3 separate regions of the Homo sapiens genome follow, and all the other regions are linked to region 3. A link is a loop called in an ENCODE intact Hi-C map of the cell type or tissue named here. Cell type or tissue: IMR-90. All regions are shown on one strand. Links, peaks and the distances in the headings refer to the core of each region. The heading gives the core; the rest is flanking DNA. Region 1 has its middle 49 kb from the start of LINC02941. Region 2 has its middle 17 kb from the start of FILNC1. Region 3 overlaps LINC02941 (long intergenic non-protein coding RNA 2941).

What was found. A loop is a pair of places that touch in the nucleus more often than their neighbours do. Peaks named below come from ENCODE experiments on the same cell type or tissue, not always from the same donor. Only the 100,000 strongest peaks of a DNase experiment are listed, where the experiment ranks them.
Region 1: a loop joins it to region 3, with 2.5 times the contacts of the local background. A loop is called at or near these places in 3 of 110 quality-filtered maps.
Region 2: a loop joins it to region 3, with 4 times the contacts of the local background. A loop is called at or near these places in 8 of 110 quality-filtered maps.

Annotation. Positions count from the first base shown.
Region 1 is chr6:139,924,352-139,930,808 of GRCh38, reverse strand. No RefSeq gene overlaps it. Among named protein-coding and RNA genes, the nearest start is that of LINC02941, 49 kb to the left of the region's middle. In IMR-90, for the core only: a CTCF peak has its summit at 3,320; DNase peaks (open chromatin) are centred at 3,428, 3,878 and 4,648; H3K27ac peaks cover 964 bases.
Region 2 is chr6:139,750,841-139,757,297 of GRCh38, reverse strand. No RefSeq gene overlaps it. Among named protein-coding and RNA genes, the nearest start is that of FILNC1, 17 kb to the left of the region's middle. In IMR-90, for the core only: no CTCF peak of the experiment used is centred there; a DNase peak (open chromatin) is centred at 3,707; H3K27ac peaks cover 1,250 bases.
Region 3 is chr6:140,049,728-140,056,184 of GRCh38, reverse strand. The region is part of intron 1 of LINC02941 (long intergenic non-protein coding RNA 2941); the gene reads right to left. The region is part of intron 2 of LOC107986652 (a long non-coding RNA gene); the gene reads left to right. Among named protein-coding and RNA genes, the nearest start is that of LINC02941, 77 kb to the right of the region's middle. In IMR-90, for the core only: a CTCF peak has its summit at 3,238; DNase peaks (open chromatin) are centred at 3,234, 4,404 and 5,384; H3K27ac peaks cover 887 bases.

The DNA of each region.
Region 1 (6,457 bases), core at 659-5,658, 130 kb after region 3:
CCATCATTTTCTATGAACAGAAAGCACACCAGTTCATCAACAAAGATAAACTTTCCTATCCCTGAGTTCGAAGAAGAATTTGTCAAAATGATCTTTATGTAAGGGACAGGGAGCTCCATAATGTCCCCCATAGCAATTTTACAAGCAATATAGATACGTTCCACATGGCTATTCCTCATATTGCTCTGACACTGAAGCCAAGCACATTAAAAATTGTAGTTCTATAAAGGCAACGTGGGAAGTAAAGTTGGAAAATGAAGAGAGAAAGGAGAGGTTGGAAGAAAGAGAAGACACAGATCTGCATGTTTCTGCAACATGGCCTAATACAAGCTTATGCTTAAACAATATCTAAACTGAATAAATAATACTTTCAGAATATATTGTGGGAATATCAGCGTCTCCTCTGAGCTTCTAATGAAAGTTAATTGGTAGATAATTCAGATACACTAGGTCGTTAATCATGCCACCAGACACATAGATAACAAAGTTGGTATATTATTATAATTGAATAAATTATCATATGTTTGCCATATTGAACAGTCAAATCATATACACATGAAGTGGTCTGTAGACATGAGAAAAAAGTGGTCTGTTTTATTTCGTTTTGCGTTTCTTGAGAAAAATAGCTTTGTATTTTGAATAAGAGCAAGGCCAAAGTGTCAAATTCCGCCCCATATAGCGGTGTACGCTGATATGTGTGTAACTTAAACACTTCCTTGACTGATGTGTTTAACCGGCTTCACGGAGATCTTTAAAGCATTAAAATTGTATTCCAAAGCTCTATAACTTGCCAAGAAGAAAGACAAGAGTTAGCTGTGCAACCTGTAAAGGCGAGTTGGTTACCTATCACTTATCAAACTATTAGCTTGAAATTTGAAACTATCCTTTACAATATTAAATGAAGCTGGACATTGCAAGAGCTTTGTGGTTATTGTTGGGTTTGAATCTCAGCTCTGACAAATATTAAAGAAGGAGCTTAGACAAGTGCTTCAAACTTTGTTAGCTTCAGTTTCCTCATCTGTAAAATAGTGATAATAATATTTCCCCTGGAGGCTGTCTGGAGGTTGGGAGGTCATATGGTGAATGTACTGTGCCTGAAACCTTGTGTGCAAAATAGTCAATCAATCAATCAATAAGCCATAGCTATTAAGCATTTCGAATATTATAATCCAATCTTCAGAACTAGGTCCTCCTTTCTTTTATTTATTTATTTTTTTTGAGACGGAGTCTTGCTGTTTTGCCCAGGCTGGAGTGCAGTGGCGCGATCTTGGCTCACTCCAAGCTCCGCCTCCCGGGTTCACGCCATTCTCCTGCCTCAGCCTCCCGAGTAGCTGGGACTACGGGCGCCTGCCACCGCACCCGGCTAATTTTTTGTATTTTTAGTAGAGACGGGGGTTTCACCGTGTTAGCCAGAATGAGTCTTGATCTCCTGACCTCGCGATCCACCCGCCTCGGCCTCCCAAAGTGCTGGGAATACAGCGTGAGCCACCGCGCCCGGCCGGGTCCTCCTTTCTTTACAAGGAAGCAGAGACTCCAGTTCATTCCACAAACTGTTTGCTAAAGGGTTTGTGGCCTCTTAATACCAAAAACTATATAAAAATAAATGCATATGCAAATAAGAGGAAAAACTAAGCAGCTTTGTTTGTTTTTATAAGTAGCTTAGGTTGCAAACATACCTCTTGCTTTGGCTAATATGTGAACCATATAAATCGTGGGTTTTATTCTGTCCATACCTGTAGAGGACCAAAATATTTTTTTTTAGTAAGTTTAGATGAAGAGATTTCATGAAAACTATCTACAGCAATTTATGAAAGAAAACTTAATATTTCCATGATAATTTTTGTGAAGTTAAATTTTTACATAAATGAAAAGGTGGCACATCAACTGATACAGGAGCTTTGGCAATGTGTGAAATCCATTGATTTCTCTATGGCACTGAATTAACAATAACTTCTTTTAATAAACCACCATTTGACACAATTAGCTCACTTTTTACCAGTGGTAGAGCCTCAAAATGTAAAGAAAATCAAAGAAAGCTGACGGCATCCTAGGAGAATCACACTTTGCAATGAACTGATCATGAAATTTTGCCGGTTTTGAGTGTGTGTATGTGTGTGTTTTAATATGGATAAAAACTGCATTTCTCTCTCTCTTTCTCTCTGGTAATTGTATGAGTGGGAAGAGCTATAATTCTGCAAATCAACTATTGATTTTCTTTTATTTTGTATATTATCTGCAAGAATGGGACTGTATTGACTCTCATATCTGTTTATCTTCTCTCATGTAAAGGTTGGTGTCACAGAAATAATTTGGGTTTCTGAATTAGACCAACTTGTATTTTAACTCTGTTTTCTCCTATCAATTAGTTGAGAATCTTGAGACACACATGCACACATAGAAACATCTTCAAACCTTGGTTTCTTCATATGTAAATAGGGTTGATAACAACTATCTCCTACTTTAAAGTCAATTTTTCTTTCTTAGTGGAAGTAAAAGAACTTTTTCTTCCCCTGTACACGAAAGTACCATTATACAGGAACTGACCAGAGTATGAATGAAAGCTCAAGTGAGTTTCAATGGCAACTTTTTCCTCCAACACTGAGGAGATAAGGAAAGGGAAAGAATTTCAGTTAGCCAGGGATGTTAAGGGGTGTACATCTCTACCACTTCAGGCATGAGACACACCAATGGCAAAGGAGGACTGGGGTGTTATCTTGACAGCCACTTACCCTTAGAAACCCTTTTCCCTTCTAGCAAGCCAGAAGAAAAACAGAACTATCAGGGATCCTCAGAGGGACATGAACAGGCTGCCAGGCAAAATGTGTGTGCTGTGGTCCAGTATGTCCCAGAGAAAGGCTGCAAGTAAGCCCCAGCCAGTACTATAGGTCCAATGGGGCTGAGTGCAGCCTGACTCCTCTGAGGCAAGGAGAGATGGGGAGGTGGGGGTGGGGAGCCTCATCACATCTAGAGTGAGGGAGTGCTCAAGGGTGGGGTTTTTCAAGGGGTGCCAGCAAGACAGGGCAACCCCACCCAAAGAGATCTTTTAAAATGATAGATAAAATCCAATCCCACATTTACAGTGAATCTGAAATTAAACTGTGGCGGCATAGTCAATTGCCTCCAGTAATTCTATACCTAAAGCATACAACTTTCAAATTCCTTAGGGGCTGATTTTGCGTCCAGATAAAAATCTCATTACAAAATGGCTTCTCCTTGGAAGAGTTTAGACCCCAGGAAGAGGGATTTGTCCCAGGGACCCATTCCCAAGATGGGGGTGCAAATGAAACACTGTATGAAATGTGTCTGGCCCATAGGAGGCACTCAATGCCTGCTAGTGCCTTAATGTAGTTCTATTCATTTCTCCATTCTTCCAGAAAATATAGATTTATTGAATGTCTCCTATGTGGCAAGTATTGGCCGTGGTCCTAGAACTAAGCAATGACTAAGAGAGGGAAATCCACATGCTCATGGAATAAAAAGAGCAGTTTTGACCTGTGCTTTAAATGAGTTATTCCAGACATGGTCTTGGCAGTGCAGCTTGTTAGAAAGAGCACTTTACTAGGAGTTAAAAAGATTGGAATTCAACTTCTACCATTAATTAGTTATGATTTTGGAAAAGCCATTTAATGCCCTTCGATGTCAGTTTCTTTGGAAAAGAAGAAAAAAAGGAACTTTGGATGTATAAGTTCTAAAGCCTCTTTTGTCTGAGCATAGGTAACTACATGTTTATCAAACATGTGTCCTTGGGCTTGTTCATGCCATGCCAAGTTCACTAGCCTTTTCGAAAGTGCTGTTTTTCTTGCCTGACCCTATTACCACTCTCTCTTTATGCCTAGCTGACTAATAAAGGCAGCAGAGTTCTTTCAGCCCACTTTTAGTCATGATCCTGTGGCAAAACAGTTTGCAGATCAAAGTGACTACCAAGACTTAGAGTGCAACCATTGACAAACAGGTCTCGGTTACCCTCTCCAGCAGTGGACACTGCTCAGAAGCTGTCTACACCATGATTTAACACTGTGACCTTGTTTTGAAACAGTTCTTTTTGACACCAGATGTCCAACAATGGCTATGTTCGCAGACCTTGCACAGTACCTGCAATATTCATGGATGTCATTTTGCTCCAAAATGTGCTATATCAACAGCCTGTCTCAACACCATCTCCTGTCTCAGGTTTCCTGAGAAAAGGAAGGCACTGGGGTGAAATGAGGAGACTCCACTGGATTGATGGGTGAGCCTCAGCCTTATCTAGATTCCCCTATGTTTCAGGGTAGTTTTGTGCACTTTGGTGATGCTGAGAACAGATTGATGCCAATAAGCCATTTGAGATAAGAACTAATTGGAAACAGAAGGTTGAAGAATGATTATGTTGGGAATGAGCAAAGGGGACAGACAAGTAATTATTCCGGCAGAATTTCTTTACACAAAACGCAGATGGAAGAGGGAACAAAATTCCAAAGTCCGTGGCAGAAGTACGCAGCTGCACATTTCTTTTTTGCGGAAAAGCAAACAGAGTGATTCACTGGGTTGGTAATGGGCTTCGGGGATCCCTAGGGATTCACAATGTGCTGGCAGCCCACAGCATGTAAAATAACTCAGTGGCCTCTGTGTACTTCGCCTCCTCAACTGGCTGTAATTGTGAAGCACATGGACAAGATGGAAGGGAAGGACTGAGGAGAAGCGGCCTCCTGTTTACACATGAATCACGGTGGTGGTGTGTTGCAAAGAAGGCAGAAACAGCAACGCATACATATTCCACATTTGTAACAAGCCATAGATCAGACTGGACTGCACACTTCCATTCATAAATATGAGCTCATAACAAATAGAAATCAGGGAAAGTAGAATCTTGCACAATATTCCTCAAAATTATTATAGAGTCATCAGGCTGCAGTTAAATCGAGCTCTGTGATTTCAAAACTATGATTTGATTTGAAAGGCAAAGACAATAATAATTAGTAATCAGGGTAGAAAACTGAGCATCCACCCCCACCCACAAAGAAAAATCCATCAGCAGCAGTTTTACTCAGCGAGGCTAATTAAAAGCTGTCTAACACTGTAATGCGTACAAAAATACAAAATAAAGACAGAAAACCTTGCCTAGTTTTGGTCTCAGACTTAAACGATATCTTCCTTTGGCTATTTGTGTGTGTATATATATAAATATATATTTATAGTCAACAGTGATTTAAGGACAAACGCATTCAAAAAACATTCAAGGGCATCCCTCCTAAAGCATGATATAGTCAAAAGGAAACTGGACTCCTCACTGGATGGGAACATGAAGGACATTGCAGGCTTCACAGTGATGAGAGGAGTTATTAACATGTAGGAAATTATAGAGAAAAAGAAAAAAATAAAGAGATATAAGACCTTGGCCGGGCGCAGTGACTCATGCCTGTAATCCCAGCACTTTGGGAGGCCGAGGCGGGTGGATCACTTGAGGTCAGGAGTTCGAGACCAGTCTGGTCAACATGGGGAAACCTCGTCTCTACTATAAATACAAAAATTAGCTGGGTGAGGTGGCGCATGCCTATAATCCCAGCTACTCAGGAGGCTGAGGCAGGAGAATCACTTGAATCCGGGAGATGAAGATTGCACTGAGCCGAGGTTGCGTCACTGCACTACTGCCTGGGCGACAGAGCGAGAGTCTGTCTCAAAAAAAAAAAAAAAAAAAAAAGAGAGAGATATAAGACCTCATATGAGGTAAGAGCCATAATTTGGAAACACAGATAAGAAAAAAGGTAGGTACAGTTATTCAAAAAAGAAAAGAGGTTGGGCGCGGTGGCTCATGCCTGTAATACCAGCACTTTGGAAGGCCAAGACAGGTGGATCATGAGGTCAGGAGTTCAAGACCAGCCTGGCTAAGATGGTGAAACCCTGTCTCTACTAAAAATAAAAATAAAAAAATAGCCGGGCATGGTGGTGGTTGCCTGTAATCCCAGCTACTGAGGCAGAGAATTGCTTGAACCCAGGAGGCAGAGGTTGCTGTGAGCCGAGATTGTGCCATGCACTCCAGCCTGGGTGACAGAGTGAGACTCTGTCAGAAAGAAAGAAAGAAAGGAAAGAAAGAAAGAGAGAAAGAGAGAAAGAGAGAAAGAGAGAAAGAGAGAAAGAAAGAAAGAAAGAAAGGAAGAAAGGAAGAAAGGAAGAAAGGAAGAAAGGAAGGAAGGAAGAAAGGAAGGAAGGAAGAAAAGAAAGTGAGAAAGAAAGAGAGAAAGAGAGGGAGAGAGGGAGGGAGGGAGGGAGGGAGGGAGGGAGGAGGGAGATGGCAGTAATATATTTCAGAAGAAAAACAATAGTAGATTTCAGAGTAATAGATTTTTGGTGAGATGAGGTATGGACTTTTACAATGCTTGATTGGTTTAGGGTTTTTAAAAATTGATGTCAAAGTACATCCAGTTGCAACCTCTTCCCTGCCCCAACTCTCTTTTTCCTCTTCCCTCAAGCGTCTAAACTC
Region 2 (6,457 bases), core at 668-5,667, 300 kb after region 3:
ACAGCCACCACTGAGAATCACTGGAACCAACAGCATCCCTCATTAAATCCTCATTGTACCCCTCACTACTTAGTTCCCTCGTTCTGCCACCTGTTTCCAAATAGGCTTTGAGTCTCCCTTTTTCTAGTAAACAGTCAATAGCTGCATTCTGCTGTAGAAATGACCACTATTACACCAGATTTTCTTATATTATGAATGCCCATGAGTTTTCACAATTAAGATGCTGAAAGCATATGTGAAAAAGAAAAACATCTTCAATGGAAATATAGTTTCCCGTGTTTTTTTCCCCTCCTTTATCTCCCCAGTGTAAAATTACTGAGCTCTCTTTGTGCCTTGTCCATTCGTCATTTGTTACTTCACCCTAATTTATGAATTCATGTGATGGGCAACATATTTATATAGTATGATTACAATGGCACTGATACAGGAATTTTGATGCTCAAAGCATATTAAGAAAAGAAAAAAGTAACAATAATGATGAGGAATTCCTAAAAGAATTCCTCAGGTCTTTAGAAAATGATTATGTGTAAAATATTTCCTAAAGTATTCCATCTTATAACTGCTAAGATACTCTACTGTGAATGCAAAGCACATCTATTTGATTATTTTCTTTTCCTCGTGTCCTTAGTTGTATCTGTATCCTTTAAATCAGTGTTGCTTTAGTAAACTCTTTGTTAGTATTTGCCAAATTATCCTTGGATTCAGCTACCTTCCATTGTGTTATTATTGTAGTCATATCCTCAAAGTGTATTTGTAATACATTTTTCACAGATGATCCTAAAACAAGCTGTAATTAAGTATATAATTATAGCATATATAGTAGAAGGATTATTTTTTTTAAAAAATGCCAAGTAGCTTGTAAGGCCTCTGGAGAATTCTGAAATACACAAAACAAAAGCCATCATAAACTTGCTCCTTTTTTTTTTTTTCAAGACTGGCTCCTTTTAGTTCTGCTGTCTCCTGATTCCTCATTCACGAAGTGTCACACAGTAGATGATCACTGGATTCATGATACATGTGATGGCAGAGTCGATCTTTTTTTTTTTTTTTTTTCTGGATTGTGTTTTGCTCTTGCTGCCCAGGCTGGAGTACAATGGCATGATCTTAGCTCACCGCAACCTCTGCCTCCCGGGTTCAAGTGATTCTCCTGTCTCAGCCTCCCGACTAGCTGGGATTACAGGCATGTGCTAACACGCCTGGCTAATCTTTTGTATTTTTAGTAGAGATGGGGTTTCTCCAGGTTGGTTAGGCTGTCTCGAGCTCTTGACATCAGGTGATCTGCCTGCCTCGGCCTCCCAAAGTGCTGGAATTACAGGTGTGAGCCACTGCACCCGGCCTGAGTCAAACTTGTATGTGTTGACTTTATCAGGCTATATTTCTCTTACTACATTAATAATTTCATTGAATAAGTTCCAGTTAAGTGATAGTGCTTTAAGGGCAATACATTTCCCCAAACCAAAATGTCATATTTATACTTTAAAGTAATTTAAAACAATTAAATATTATAGTCAGTCAGAAACAATTTTTCTAATCTCAATTGATATCATGCCTACAAATAGCATAAATTTATTTCCATGCAAAAGCTCTTCAATCCTGTACTAAAAACAAAAACCTGAGCTCTATTTTTGGCTTAGCATTAATTTCCTGCTGTAAGTCTTCCAGTTTCCACGTTTATGAAACCAGCAAACTAGAGAAAAATAAACGGTTGTGTCCTTGAAGCCTAAGGACCTCAGGAATTAACGAGTTAATAATTTACACACTGCACATGTTCCTTAGGGGGAAATAGCCTTCATAACACACCACAAGTATAAAGTTAAAATAACTAAGGATGATAGAAGCAGTGAACTCCATTTATTGTGTGATGTGTATGGCATTTTGATTCTACAAATTCTGCCTTAACATATGGTAGCATTTAGCCAATACTCCTAATAATATTTATAAGTAGATTGAGAATTAGCTCACAAATACAATTCAGGAAGTTTATTCTGGTGATTTGTTTTTCATGTTCTGTGAAATGAATTGCATTAGAGGTCAGAGTAAGGGCCTTAAAGGGGCACTTCTTTAATATTTACAGTGAAGTTGATCTAGTTGAACATTGTAATGAGATACACACAACTGGCATCTCTTCTGGGAGTCAAATGCTGTCACTTTCTGCCCAGTTAGCCAAATTGTTGCATAATACGCAAAGATGGAAAAGGTCAGAGCAAATGGTCTCTGTGTTTACTGTTTTTCATTTTTAGCCACGGAAAAGAGGTAAACAAACTACTGTATGTGAGGACAAAGCAGGAATCGGAACCTAACTCCATAGCTGGCTAAATCTGTTCTCAGAGATCATTGCAACATGAATGCAATTCCTACCAAGTGTACTTAATTTGATCCTGCAAACCCTTAACCATTTTAGTGATTTGAAAAGAAGAGAAGAAAGAAAAATAACTGTTATCAGTCAAGCTGAAGGCAGTCAGCTCTCAAGGTTGATATCAACTCCCCAAATACATCACCAAATACCTTCATATCTCAATTTTCTCCTCCACAACTCACCTCTCATATTCCAGCTACCTCAGCCATCCACACACACACACACACACACACACACACACACACACACACAGTGAGAGAGAGAAGCAGATGGAACCACACAACTATCCCAACAACACTGGAGCAAATTAACAACTTAGAAAAGATGTACAAAAGGTTAAAGAGGAACAATTTGGGCTGAATAATTTTTTTAAAAGAAACACAAATTCACATATACTTTTCTAGGACACTTTCCTAAGTCTTTGCAAAACTTCTATTTAAAAAAAGAATGAAAGTACTTCATATTAAGGGTTTTTAAAAGTTAGTAATCATTTGAACATGTTTTTAATTACAAAATGCAATTAAAGTTTATTTGTGACCTACTAAAGAAGCTTCCTGCATCAGAAAAAGAGAATGAAAATGCTTGTTAAGGAGTCTATGCCTTGGACATCAGAGCATTCTAGGATTTTAAGATGGAGAATTCTCTTACAAAGGAAAGACTGTTATATTAGGTGTGACTACGTCAGAAAAACATTAAATTTTTCATTTGCTCCCGAAGGGGAAGCATTTTAATTCAAGTGACTAAATTTTTTTTTTCACTCAGCAAGAGATTCCTCAATCCTCTCAGGCTTGTAAAGATTTTGAGATTTTTACTTCTCTCTCTATGGCAATAAGTTGTCTATCTCTAATTTTCACCTAGCTTATTTTTTTCTCTGCCAGTGAAGTTTGGCTTAACTCCCCTTTTTAGAAGGTGTAAACAAATACATTGATTATTATCTAACCCATTTTAACTAAAAATAGCTAAGTTCATATTAAAATAAAACATATACACCACAATACTTATGTGTCAATTCTTTGAGCATTCATTTTCCTGACAACTATACATTTTCTTTGCACTATAAGCACCTCAGAATGTATGCTAGGATGTGCATTTTGCATGCCTAAAAGCACTTGTATTATTACGAGTGTGTTCATTCTACATTCCGCAGAGAATCAAAGCACCTAGAACATTAGTGGTGGAGTTATCAGATATCAAAGAATTTCCCCATGAAAAGAGTCTGGTGTCATCTGAAAGCAAATAATTTGTGTCCCTCCACTACATAAGCAAATAAGGCCTCTGGGCAAGAGAAATAGTTTTCCTGACATCCAGACGGTAAAGCTCATTCACTGCATAAAGCATGTTTCTCCTGTTTTCACAAAATTTTAAGAATGCTAGCTATGTGCTTCCCAGACCATAGCAGATTAGAAACTGCAAAAGGAAAAGAGATGGAACTGAGTAATAGAGTAGGCACCCCAAGAATGGCAAGGATTAATAGCTAACAGAAAAACTACTAAAAGCAGACAAATAAAATATAGTAATTTGAGATAATACAAAGATTTATTGAAAAGGTGAACTGCTTCAAACTTTTAATGGGCCATAAGTGCATTGGTACATTTATATTTATAGTTATACCTGAGTCATAAAAATAGTTATGTTTAATATACCGTTTAAGGTGTTTAAGAAAGCAGAGAAATTTCAAGTATAATTATGTTTCCAATAAAAATAATTCAATTTTTTAAAGGTTTGAAGTTCAAAAATACAACTTTCAGATATTTAGGAAGTTTAGTTTTGCAGCACAACTTCTTTTATTGCAATCATAGAATTAAATGAGGTATTGGCATAATATAACTTTAAAGTTTGACTATTTTTGTTGAGGTAAAAAATTATCAAGAGTTCAAGTAAAAGACTAGGAGAAGTTTTATCTAGAAGAGACTAAGCCTGTTGTCACATTGAAAATGTTTTCCTGGTCACCAGATAAATGCAGTGAATAAGAACAGATTTTGTCAATTGTCCTGATTTCATTGTATTTTACTAAATTAACAATGTTCACACAGAGAGGATAACAGCTGAGTGAACCCCTAAGTTATGGGGGTTGTCAGAGGAGAGGATGCCTTGCCACCACATTTATTGCCTCGTTTGTCGAGATCTTGCATTTTTCCAGGCCCAGGAGATTGTTAGTTTTAAAAGCCTGTGACACTTTTTAGACAATTCACTCTTACATAAATGCATGCATGCCCATATAGAAGTGTAAACCATTTCTGGTCTCATATTTTTGCAAGGGGCAGAGAAGGAGGAGATGGAGCTGGATAGTAGTGTCTAGGTTAGATATATTAGGAACCATGCAAAACTGGTTAAATATGAGTTTTCTTAACCACAGCAATCTGAAAAAAAAAATAGCTAGCTCATGAACCCAATCCATAGTCAACATTCACTAGCTGTTTAATTTGGCCATGTTTCTCTCAGATGAGACACCTGGGCTGCTGATTACCATTATCCCATTATCTCACCATTATCCTATATTGTGTGTGTTTAATCCCGTCATATTTTGTGGCAGATTGGCAAACTAATATCACAAAATACCAGTAACACAATAACACTTAATGTCTATTGCTCAAATGAGGGGAATATTCAATGCAGGTTGGATCACACTGGCCAAGCTGATGACTTAGATCTGATCCAGATGTCTGAAGTCATTTATAGCCAATTCTCTAGTCTGGCCAATTAGTCTTAACACTGAAGCAATTGACTTACCTGATGACAGTCTGAATCAACAGATAATTTATGACCTGAACTTCTGTAATTATTTTAATAGCCTTTTCATACCCTTTTTATTCTATTTATCGTAATAGGAACATTTAAAATGAGAACCTTCACTAAAGGAAAGAGATGTGAAGTTTTTAAAGAAATATTTTTTTAAAGGAATCAGAGACTTGCCCTTTGAAGAAAGTCTATATTGAAAAATGCCCACATTCTTCCTTTTAGCGCATTAGTTTGGAAATATTTTGGACTCATTTTCACCATTTTGAAGTATTACTATCTCCTAAATTGCAACTTGTTTATTGCCTGTACTAAGAAAACCTTCAAACATCTCGAAGATTAATTTCCTCTTCATTATCTTACTATTACTAGCAATGGGAACTGAAAGAGAAGTCGTTCCTATAATCCTGAATTTTTCCTCACTAATAGGCCAAGGATTCTTGACTTTGAGAGGCCAGTTTGCAGCCAAAATGGTGCCAGCCCGTGGGCACTCTGCGTTCATTCACCCCCTACTACAGGAGGGTCTCTCAGAATCACCAACATTGATGACAGGCAAATGTCATGACCACACAGTGGTGGCCTAAGAAAAAACATGGGATAAGGCAAGTTTTTGTGAAGAAAATGGAATAAATAAGTTGTTTTAGTTCACTTAGCTCACTAAAGAAACTCTGACTCAATATTAAACTGCTATACTTTCAACATACCATTGAGAATACCAAAGAAAATATTGCCTGGGGAGATACATGCTCAAACCTTCTCGTCTGCAGCTGCTATCAATTATTCTGCCCCAATGTGACCAGAAATCTCAGTTTTCAATAGAGAACTATGAGTTGTAAAAGAATCCTTATTGGCCACCCCTACATTCCCCTCCCCACCCCCACCTCTTGATTCTGTTTTGCTTTTCAAACCTTTTGAGTGTCCACGTACTTTGTATCCTAGCCCACTGGGAAGTTAGAAAAGCAAACTTAGTTAGTTTTAGGGCACAGGAGAGGTTTTGTGGCTTTCAGAGATTCTCCGTTGGATTACAAAAGCTCATAAAAGGGTACCTTCACCCTAAATGTTATATAAACAGAGTTCTGACGGTGTGTGTGTGATTTACACTCTTACAGAAGATCTTGAATCTTCCTTTTCTCCATGCCGGAAGATAAGTGAAGGACAAAAAAGCTATTTAGAAGAGTTAACCTGATCATTTTTTAAAAGATGTGTGCAAATCATTGAGGCTGGGATCCCGTTTGTCAACCAGATTGTCAGGAAATAATGTATTACTGACAAGAACAAAGTGTGCAGCTGGATACCCCAAACAACAGCATGCTAAATGAGCCAGAGACTTGTTATAAATATCTTCCCCAGGACTGCATTTCCTAT
Region 3 (6,457 bases), core at 1,000-5,999:
GGAGTTTGTCCCAAATTCTTAGCTGCAACCCCATGGGTAAATGTAAAGGCTGAGATAAGGATAAAGGCAAGGCCATTTAAATTAATTGAAGGTCCTGAATTTTTTCCCTTTGGGGAACAGCTTAGGGAGGGGAAAGAAAAGAATCTCTCCATTAAGACGGTCTTTAAATTGGCAAGCAAACACTTTTTGGTTAATATCAAACAAAGGATCAATGTAAGAAAAAAATTATGTATTTCTCCTGTCCAAACTACCATATTTCAGAGCATACTCATTGGCAGTTTTCCATCATTTCAGTTTCTGGGACAGGGACAGAAGCTTTGGACAGCCGGTTTGTTTGTGTTTTATTCTTTTCATTTGTTTGTTTAATTTTCCATTATGAATTGGACATGAAATGTGCAACCAAATTCCTGCATTAAATATCCCTGGCATAAAAGACATGCATTAAATACCCCTGAGATAAAGGACATCCCCAATATACTCCATCATTAATGAGCTTAGTACTGAGTTTCAATCGCAAGAGAGGAGTGGCAAGTTTTGATATGTCCTACAGCAAATGATCGAAGGTTTTTACCCTCCTTGTAGTATGAAGAAAGTATCAGTCAAGTTATCTCCTAGCCTGGACTGAACAGGTGAGTAGTTTCTATGCCTTAGATATTACTACCATGAAGTGAAGGATACAATTACATAACTGTAGGCTGGGGGCGGTGGCTCACGCCTGTAATCCCAGCACTTTGGGAGGCTGAGGCGGGCAGATCACAAGGTCAGGAGATCGAGACCATCCTGGCTAACACGGTGAAACCCCGTCTCTACTAAAAAATACAAAAAATTAGCCAGGTGTGGTGGCGGGTGCCTGTAGTCCCAGCTATTTGGGAGGCTGAGGCAGGAGAATGGCATGAACGCTGGAGGCAGAGCTTGCAGTGAGCCAAGATCTCGCCACTGCACTCCAGCCTGGGCAACAGAGCAAGACTCCATCTCCAAAAAAAAAAAAATTATGTAGCCATAGAATAGGTTTACAGCCTAAAATCCTACGCAAACCTACCATAAGCTTTTGTGAATTAATGAGACCTTTGAAGCATTAGACATTTTATTCCCTCTTTCTTAGCATCATAGTTGGTCCTCAATATCTTGACACTTTCAGGCATGCAATACTTATTTTGAAATACATATTTTCAAAGCATTTCGATGCCTACTTTTCCCAAAAGAGCATTTAGATTCTTCAGTAAATGAACCTAGACATACAATTTGTGTCTTATCTTCCACTGGCCAAAGCAACTTATATAGATTTGTTTTCTCACAACTCTGCAAAATACAGTAAATACAAGAATAGTGACTTTTTAATTTTGTGGACTAACTGAGGAAAACAACGATGAGGACAGTCTGGAGCAGGAGTAGGCAAACTATAACCCATGGGCCAAATCTGGTTCAATGCCTGTTTTCATACATAAAGTATTATTGATTGAAACATAGCCAGGTTCATTTGTTTATGTATTGTCTAAGGTTGCTTTCACACTAAGATGGCAGAGTTTTAAATATACAGATACTTATTATCCACAAAATCATCAATACTTACTATGGCCCTTTACAGAAAACATTTGCCAAATCCTGGTCTGGAGCACAGCCCTAACAATTTGAAGACCAATGTCTGTGGCCTTCCATAAATTTTCACTTGTTGACAATCCCTGGACAGCAGATGGAATTTACGCTTAAACAATCTGGTTATTTTTATATTCTTAAATATGAGAAGTTATCTTAATTTTTGTTGAATACCTACTAGAAGTATATTTAATTCTCTATTAGATGATATTATTTCCAAATAAGTTTCTGAAAACTACCATCCTACACATTATTCTTCTTCAGAACTCTTTGAGTACATTTTCAAATATAGACAAAATGAAAAGCAGACTTTTAAAATAGTACTTTGATGGGAAATGCATTATTGTAGTAGTGTATATAAGAAAAAGAAAAGGACAAGAAGGTGATGCACAGAAATTGCCTTTAGATATTTGAGGTTATATGTATAAAGATATATATGCATATACATACACACATATAATCTTATAGATAATTTGTATACTCCTTTTGATTCTGGTTTGATCCTCCAGATCTATAATTCAACACAAATAATAGTGAATTGCATGTTTATTGACTTTTTTAGGTAAATACTTTTACAGCCTAATGTCATACAGTAGCGGCTGATAACATCAGTTTAGACATGGAACTGCTTTACTTAGAATTTGTTTTTCTCTCAAAGGGTCAAAGTATCCTTAATAAAAGAGAAAGATTTCCCTTATGTTTTCAGCTAGCCACAGCAACTAGGCACAACACTGAAAAAAAAAAAAGACAAGTAAAACTGTCTTTCAAACTTCTGTTTGCCCTTGCAAAGTGTCCTGGCTTAGGTGGATATTGAATATTGAATAACTTTGTCTATTCTTAATCCAAAGGCAGTGCAAAGCAAAAGACTAATAAAGAAGGATTAAGACTAAGGCCACTACATAGAGTCATCAAGTCGTAGAAAAGACTATCATAACATTTCTGACTCCACATCTAAGTTATCCTAAAATAGAAGCTGTTCTTTGAGCAATAGAGCATCCTTGCACTGACCTGGAGCACTGCTGCAGAGTCCAATTGGGTTAGAATTAAATTACATAATCATTTAGTCATAGTACACATTCTTATTGAGTGACGCAGGCATCAGACATGGTACTAAGTACTGAGTGTCCAAAGTCATGCAACGCAAGGTCCCTGTCTTCATGAGGCTTTTATTTAGTGGCAAAGGGAGACAACTCAATCTGGGAGAATGTGGAGAGTGCTATACTCTACTGGAGTTCAAACCTGTGACTCCCACCCTCACGTAATATGAGCATGTTTTATTTAACTCATTAATTAATAAGATGTTATGACCAGATCAAAAGTTGTTTTATAAGCTGGACAGAGACCATCTTAGAATGAGATTGATGGGTAGATTTAAAAAGTGGCTCATGTCCAACAGGACCATAAACCTTTGGAGTTATCTGCTCCACCTGGCAGAAATTATTTGCAGCTCCACCATGCAAAAAGCTACAAGTCAACAGCGAATGCTACAAAGTCTGGAATTTGTAATTAATAGTAAACAGTGAGGTAACCTAAGTATATTAGTTAATCTGTAGCTGGCCTTCTTTCAAAAAGACAATGAATGGAGGCTGTCCACATTTTTTACTTATTTCTTAAGCTTCAGATATAGTTTCTGAAGCACAGAGGAGGCCACCTTGAGGTCAGGATGGGGCAAGGCAAGCATGGCAGCATTTGAGTTAAGATTTGGAAGCTAAGTAGGAAAAACTGGCCATGGATGTGAAGATGGGCATTCCAGGAAAATAAAGAAAAATATGTGGCAACTTCACATTCATTCCTGTGCTACGCTGTGTAATTCCCCTGAAGGCTGGTAATTCAAAAAAAAAAAAAAAAAAAACCTCTAGAAAAAGATAGAAAACACAGAAGTTCCCATTTTTAGAATGGAGAATCAATCTGCCAAGTTTAGATAGGCATGGATTAAGAAATAAACTCACAAGGAAGCATTATATTATCCAGAAGCTGTGAAGGACCAGAATGCCTCCACAAAGCCTAGGGGATGTTCCACATTGGACCATGAGCCTAGCGAATGACTGAAAAAGGGCAAAAAGGGGGAAAAACTGTAAATGGTCTATTTCCTAGCCACATGTGCTGCTTGTCTGAATCAGGTTACGGTCTCTCACTTACTCTATTTAGAATTCTGTACATCTGGGTGTATTTTTTTCTAGTGTTTCCTATCATATCAGTGACAGAATTGTCAACACTGAGGTATCCATAAATTATACTGCAGTCTAGTAGTTTCCAGTGTCTGCGAAGCTTAGAACAAAAGACTCAAATGCAAATGTGAGCTGCTTAATTCAGTGAGTATTTGTGATGTTACCCAGGTGCCAATGACATCTTTCTGACCAGCTCAGAGGCACCAGGGAGCAACCCAACATACATTTTTAATGTGCTCAGCTGTGACAGCATATACACACAGAAGACCTTAAGGCCTTAAAGCCATCCTCCTGGAAACCACTGCACTTTTAGGGACCCAGAAGAAATGGTTTAATTAATCTTCTTTTTCAGGGTAGCTTTTTTTGATATAAATTATGTACACTGAAAACCTGCCAATTATAGCAAATTAAGGGACTTGGCAAGTGCATCCCTTAGAGGCAGATGGTAAATAATATCCAGATTCTGATTTGAAATAGGACCAGAGATTAGCTGGTGCAGAATGTAAAAGCAATCTAGATATGAGAAATAAACAGATTTAGTGTGAGCTCAAGAGGAGGGTTTTGGTTTGGGAGAGCTATAGTGATGCATTGAAAATGGATGACTCATTATCACTACGTGCATTTCCCTGAGATGAGCCAGCTCCAAGTGCTTCTTTCTGTGATTCTTTGATGAACAATTATTTATTGCATTAGTATCTTCACTATGTTACTCAGATGCTTCCGTTTCCTAATCTGTGCAATGAGCATAGAGCAGGTTGGGGTGAGTTTTTAATGTCATCACCACATCATGTGCTCCGTGTAGTACTTGACGTACAGTAAGCGTTAAAAAATGTTAGCTGTTTTTGTTAGTTATGACTACCAAAATAAAGAACAACTCTCACATACCTTCACCCTTATGTTTTGGCCAAAAATCCTAGCTAATGCTTATGAAAGCTGATTATGTGCTTCTACCTGATTCCATCAATTTCTTTACTTATTAATAGCATTCAAAATAAAGAGTCTGACCTTAACTTTGTTTATTTTTCCTTCTTAAATCAACCGTTAGCATTCCTCTTATCTATTAGGGCTTCCCATAATACTCTCCCCCACCCTCTGCCTTTTAATGTATAGTCTAGATCATTTGTGCTTAATTAGATAAAACCTCATCTCTTGTCTCTATACAACATTTTAGTATCTATTACTTCACTGATAATGTAAAAATTTTTGCCACATACAACACAGCTTTACAACATAAAGCTTCATGCATGATTTCATACCATGCTTCATACTCTTACTAGCTCTTCCACTATTCTCATTTATGCATGAGGAATGGGAGGCTCAGAGAGTTTAAGTACTATGCCTTTGTCACACAGATGGTGGGTCCCGGGAGCTGACTTGCCTTGATATTCTGTTGTCACTCAAAGACTGAAAACCACATAAAACCAAAGGAAATCGTGAAAGATAAAGTGTTCAGGTTGGTGTATCCTTGAAAGTGCCAGAAGAGAACTCCACTATGTATATCAAAGTTAAGGTGATTATCTAGGGAGAAGTTTAGACACATGCAAGACCAAATAATATTACTTCTCTGCTCACGTTTTTACTTCTCCAACCTCAGTTTGTATCTGGTTTGAGTCACTACAGCAAGGAGGATGGTGACCTCACCTTATTCGCTTAGTAACTAGATTTCTTGTTTTGCTAATTCACCACAGAAATAATTTAGAACAATTACTGGGTTCAGTTACAGATTCCACACTTTGGGGGAAAAAAAAAAGTAGGGTAAAGGCAGGGAGACATCCACCAGATGACAAGGTAAGAATGGAGGTTAGAATGAAGGTAAATGGGCAGAGCCAACAGAGCAAAACTCTCAGGCTCTGCTTGCACAAAGCTGTCGCAATCCTGCAACTCCCAGAAAACAGTCGTCACATTAGCCAGTACGTGTACGGCAATCTTCCCGGAGTCCGAAGTCTCAGATAGGACAAACTCAAGCGCACATTCGTCATGTAATTCATGTTCAGCCTAGGTTGCTAAAATTAGGGAATGACTCAATCATCATACACCATTACAGCTATTTTCAAGGCTGTAAGTGATGCGTTGCACCGACACTGATGCAAAAGCTTACCCCAATTAGCTTCTGCAAATGCTCTTCCTGCAACAGAGCTTCGTTTCCTAGGAGCCTTCAATCTAATTACAAAGCTTGATTCTCCCGCAGGGCCTGCCTGGCCAGATGATTTCATTTTACTTTTAGGCTAACCTTTGCCATCAGTGATGTCACTGAAGTGTTCCTTCTCTTGAGAGGCTCCTAGGAGCACACTAAAAGGTTAATTTGTTTGATATTTGGTTAAAGAGACTTCTCTACTGGAGGGGCTCTGTTTTGCTGTAGGCAGGTAATGGTACAAAGCAGGCATCTTCAGATGAAGGCAATTTGCACCCAGCCAGCACCAACATAGCTTTATGCACTAACTATCCAGCAGCCACTCAGATAGAAAATCACTGCTGAGAAGGAAGTCAATGGATCCTTTCTGCAATTCACATTATTCACTCAAGGAGATTTTGCATATTTCCTAGTGCTTTTTTTCTCTCAAAAACAAGAGCTGCAAGGCTCAGTGGAAAATGTAACCAGCTACGCAACAGGAAAAACTTGTGTTCAACCACCTTAGGCATCAGAAAAACAAAGGAAAAAGCACAAGTAACGTACATGCCACAATTCCATAATTATT